Linked DNA regions of Homo sapiens: region 1 is linked to region 2. A link is an interaction called in ENCODE POLR2A ChIA-PET data of the cell type or tissue named here. Cell type or tissue: OCI-LY7. All regions are shown on one strand.

The links. Peaks named below come from ENCODE experiments on the same cell type or tissue, not always from the same donor. Only the 100,000 strongest peaks of a DNase experiment are listed, where the experiment ranks them.
Region 1: POLR2A ChIA-PET joins it to region 2 with 8 read pairs; 7 of 35 experiments call an interaction of 5 or more read pairs at or near these places.

The regions. Positions count from the first base shown.
Region 1 is chr5:112,695,919-112,698,418 of GRCh38, forward strand. No RefSeq gene overlaps it. Among named protein-coding and RNA genes, the nearest start is that of APC, 41 kb to the right of the region's middle. In OCI-LY7, no CTCF peak of the experiment used is centred here; no DNase peak of the experiment used is centred here.
Region 2 is chr5:112,927,123-112,929,622 of GRCh38, forward strand. All of the region lies in intron 1 of LOC105379123 (a long non-coding RNA gene), which reads left to right. Among named protein-coding and RNA genes, the nearest start is that of REEP5, 6.1 kb to the left of the region's middle. In OCI-LY7, no CTCF peak of the experiment used is centred here; DNase peaks (open chromatin) are centred at 239, 1,069 and 2,429; H3K4me3 peaks cover 2,500 bases; H3K27ac peaks cover 2,500 bases.

The DNA of each region.
Region 1 (2,500 bases), 230 kb before region 2:
CTGAGACAGGAGAATTGCTTGCACCCGCAGGCAGAGGTTGCAATGACCCGAGATCATGCCATTGCACTCCAGCCTGGGCAACAGAGCAAGATTCCATCTCAAAAAAAAAAAAACAAACAAAAAGAAAAAATAGAGAAAAAAGAGTATATAGCACATAGTGTATAAATATTAGCAAAACAGAAAATGTTCTTTAATGTGACTTTCATATAGCCAATAATTCTCCTGATTTTTGCCCATGATTGTTTCATTGATTTTTGCTGAACTTTTGTATCTGTAGCCAACCTATCATTATAAATAACAAACAAGTGTAGTTTTGACAAGAATCCTGGCTGATATTTTCTTAGTCATTAATGAGTAAGATGAAAATGAAACAACAAAGATATATGTTAGAACTTTATTTATTTGTCTATAATGTGAGCGACTTGGAAGAATTTGATAATGGTTTTTAAATACCGGAATAATATTTCCTCAATCTGTGTGCTATTCGCAAAGTAAGAGCAATAGACGTGACACGCTTTTAACTTTAATGTACAGCATTAACATTTTCTCCATCACTAGACTATCAACAAAACAATAAGTCAAGCCCAGATTTTGAGCATTTCTTGAGTTCCCTGGTGTAAATGCTCTCGCTCTGGCCAATTTCAAACTACCAATGTGACATCATTGAACTTAGTGTTTTGAGTAGATGTGCCCTAGAACATTATACAGTTTTTCCACCATTTAGATACAAGAGATGGAATGGCATCAGGAGCATAGGAAATGGTTAAATGTGAGAAAATGATTTGAAAGTGATGAGTTTTGAGTGCTTATTACCTTTGTTTTCAATATAATTTATTGAATTGCAATTTTATATTATTTAATTTTTAATAATAGCTGTGTGTAATTGCCAACTCATAAAATCTCTAAACTGACTTTCTCTCAGTTCTTTAAGCTGGTTCCAGTCTACTAAAGATCTTGGTGCAAGTCTCTGGATCCCTCCCCAACCCCAAATGACGGGGGAGCTGTAGCAGCATGAAGGGAGAGCGGATGCAAACATATGTTGTTTCTCTTGAGCCCCACCGCTCTCAACGTGCTGCTGGGGCTGCTTTGGTCTTGTGGGATGTTCCCCTGAGCTACTCAGACTGGTTGTTAGGGCGGATTATCAATGTCATCAGCCAAACCATAAACTGTGTCAAGATATTGATGTGAATTTCAGTGAAATAAATGATTTGGTTTTCTTTGTTAAATTTTATTCATTAAAATATGCTTTTATAAAATGAGGATTTATTGTAGAGGGCAATATTGTTATTCTGAAATGCCTTTCATTTTAAAGTAAACCTGGAAAGAGCACCACCAAAATGGTGACAATTCTTATCTTGAATGGTGAGATTTTTTTCTTTCTTCTTGAGATTTTCTGGAGTTTCCAAATTTTCTATGATAAACAGCTAAGATTTTGGTAGTATGAAAAACAATTGAGACAAATCTTTAGTAACTTGATATTCAAGTTACATTGGTGCTGTCCCTTTAAGTACTAGAAGAATACGTAGCACTTTCAGTAAAATAATGCCGAGGGAGGAGACATTGCTATGCTCAGTTTCATTTAAAAGCCAGATGTCCAGGAATTGGATATGGCTAATTATCAATTTCTACCCAGATGGAGAGTTTTCCTTTTTTTTTTTTTTTTGTCATTAGACAGAAAAGCACAGAGTCTCTGGCTGATTATTGCATTCAGCCACTTTAATTGGAAAGTTTTAAGAAATAGGTGGAGCTTAAAAGAAGGGAAGCTTAGTGTATCATGAGTGAAATGTTGATACAGGCACAAGAGAAACAAAAAAAGAAGAAACATGTATAATTGGTGTCATAAAGATTTTCAAACTTGCTCTATGACCAATTCAATTACTGCTGGAAATGGAATTCATACCTTCTCATGTCTGCCTTCCAAATTATACCAAGATTTAGCAGCTTATAACAAGAAGTATTTTTTTTTCACAGTTTCTATTGGTCAGGAATTTGAGCATGGTTTACCTAGGTACCCGTGCTTCAAGGTCTCTCATAAAGCTTTCAGCCAAGTCTGTGCTATCATCTGCAGCCTTGACTGGGAGAGTCACTTCCAAGCTCTCTCACATGATTGATGGCAGGGAGTTCCTCATGAACTGTTGGACTAAGAACCTCAGTTCTTCACTAGCTTTTGGGCAGAGGCCTCCCTCAATTCCACGTCAGGTGGGCCTCTCCATAAGGCAGTTTATGTTCTGGATTGGAGCATGTCTTCCACCTTGGTTCATCCATCATTTCTTGTCTTCTAGACACTTGCCAAATCTCTCATCAGCTGATGGAACATTCTTCATTCTCAATAGTCACAAATTTATTCCCTTTTATGCAGTTATTGGGCAGGGAACAGACCCAGGTTTTATCATGAAAGGGTGTTGCATTTTGTCAAATGCTTTTTCTGTATCAAATGATGTGATTACACATGAATTTTCTTCTGTAGCCTGTTGTATGTAGATAATGTAGATCACATTGA
Region 2 (2,500 bases):
GTCTCTCATCTGTAAAACAAGGATAAAAATAGTACCTATTTCACAGAGTTCTCATCATGGTTAGGTGAGTTACTATTTGTAATGTTTTTAGAAGAGTACTTGATGCAAAATAAGTGTTTAAATAATTTAAGAAAGAAAAAAAACACAGCTAGGTGTAATTTTTTTTTTTTTTTTTTTTTTTTTTTTGAGACAAGGTCTGGCTCTGTCACCGAGACGGGAGTGCAGTGGTGTAATCTCAGCTCACTGCAACCTTTGCCTCCTAGGCTCAAGCCATCCTCTCACCTCAGCCTCCCAAGTAGCTGGGACTACACGCACATGCCTCCAAGCCTGGCTAATTTTTGTATTTTTTGTAGAGATGGCATTTCACCATGTTGCTCAGGCTGATCTTGAACTCCTGAGCTCAAGCAATCCTCCCACCTCAGGCTGCCAAGGTGCTGGGATTACAGGAGTGAGCCATCATGCCCAGCCTCTAAAATTGAGATAGAGAAATATTACATTATTCTTGACTTTAGTAAATTACAATCAGATTCGGGGAGTATGGGATCCTAGTTTATCCCATCAGCACTGTAAACCTTAGATTCTTTCATAGCAGAGGAAAGAGATGCAGAAAATAAGAACCCAGAACCCTGCCTAAGGTCTCAAACTATTCACTTACTCATATTTACTAAATATATCCTGTGTGCCAGATGCTGTTAGATCTGGGAACTAGATAGATGAGATCTGTTTTGGAGGCTGTGAAGAAGGTTGGCCTGGAACCGGTTGACACTGGCAATTTTTTTTTTTTTTGTCCCCCAGGCTGGAGTGCAGTGGCGCAATCTTGGCTCACTGAAAGCTCTGCCACCTGGGATCATGCCATTCTCCTGCCTCAGCCTACTGAGTAGCTGGGACTACAGGCACCCGCCACCACACCCGGCTAATTTTTTTTTTTTTTGTATTTTTAGTAGAGATGGGGTTTTGCCGTGTTAGACGGGATGGTCTCGATCTCCTAACCTTGTGATCCGCCCGCCTCAGCCTGCCAAAGTGCTGGGATTACAGGCATGAGCTACTGCACCTGGCCAACTTTGGCAGTTTCTAAGGAGGAAGTTGAACTGACTTGGGATGAGGCAAATACTATTATTATACCCTCTGTGAGCTAGAGAAGAAAATTCTGCTGGAGAACTCAGATCAGGTCACTTTTGTTCTACACAAACTGTTTCTTCAGGGTAAGAAAACAAGTTGAAGTCATCAAACACATTTGTTCTTACTCATGTTAGGAAGAAGAGGTACAGCATAATTTGTCAGGTAATCTCTTCCTTCCTTTCCCCCACCCCTGCATTTGTAGGGTACCCTGGTATGGCACCAATGAGACAGGCAGGAGACCCTCAGCCCCTGCAGACACAGCCCTGTTGGCACATACACCCTCCCTCTGCTGCAGGAGGCTTATGATGACATGTCATCAGAATAAAAAGGGAAAAAGACAGAGTAAACAAAACCTGAGACACGGACTTGCCAGACGATGGGAGGAAAATGTAGAGTCTGAATGTAATTTAAGAAAGAGCATTGAAGGAAATAAAATGTGAAAATCACCATGTTTCATTGAATATATTTGAATTACATTTTCTTTACCTCATTTGTCCTATTCTTAAACATTTTCTACTGAAAATATGGACAAAGCATTTTAATGTATTTCTCCCCTTATCAAACAGGAAGTTGATTTTTAAAAATTAGTGCTCACAGTTGAGAATAAACCAACATGGAAATATCCTTTAGTTTAGCAAAAGTATTTTTATGTGAAATTACTAATATGTCATTGCTATTGCACACAAATCTAGAGATTTCTCACCAGGTTTAAAAATGTCCTTTATGCCAGGTGCGGTGGCTCACGCCTGTAATCCCAGCACTTCAGGAGGCCGAGGCAAGCAGATCACGAGGTCAGGAGATGGAGACCATCCTGGCTAACATGTAGAAACCCCGTCTCTACTAAAAATACCAAAAAATTATCTGGGCCTCGGGGCGGGCACCTGTAGTACCAGATACTCGGGAGGCTGAGGCAGGAGAATGGTGTGAACCCAGGAGGCGGAGCTTGCAGTGAGCCGAGATTGCGCCACTGCACTCCAGCCTGGGCGACAGAGCAAGACTCCATCTTACCAAAAAAAAAAAAAAAAAAAAAGTGTCCTTTATTTCTCCTTGACGTTTCTCTAATAGTATCTGCACAGTGGACTAATAGGAGAAAACAAGTCACTAATAGGTTGTTTCTCTATGCTCAAGACCAGTTAGTCCAGTTCCAGATAAAGCCTGGGGTTTGGATTCCATACCAGGATAATACGGCGTTCACTCACCCTGGGGTATGGGTCCAACTATAGAGAACAATCCACATTTGCCTCCTAGCCTACAGGGTGGCAAGAAGTTTTGCTTTTCTTTTCATGTGAGAGAAGGACCAGAAGGAGTCAGACAATTTTGCCCACTTCCTTTCGTGATGAGACATCAGGTAAATATAGTTAACATAAATAAAGAAACTGAC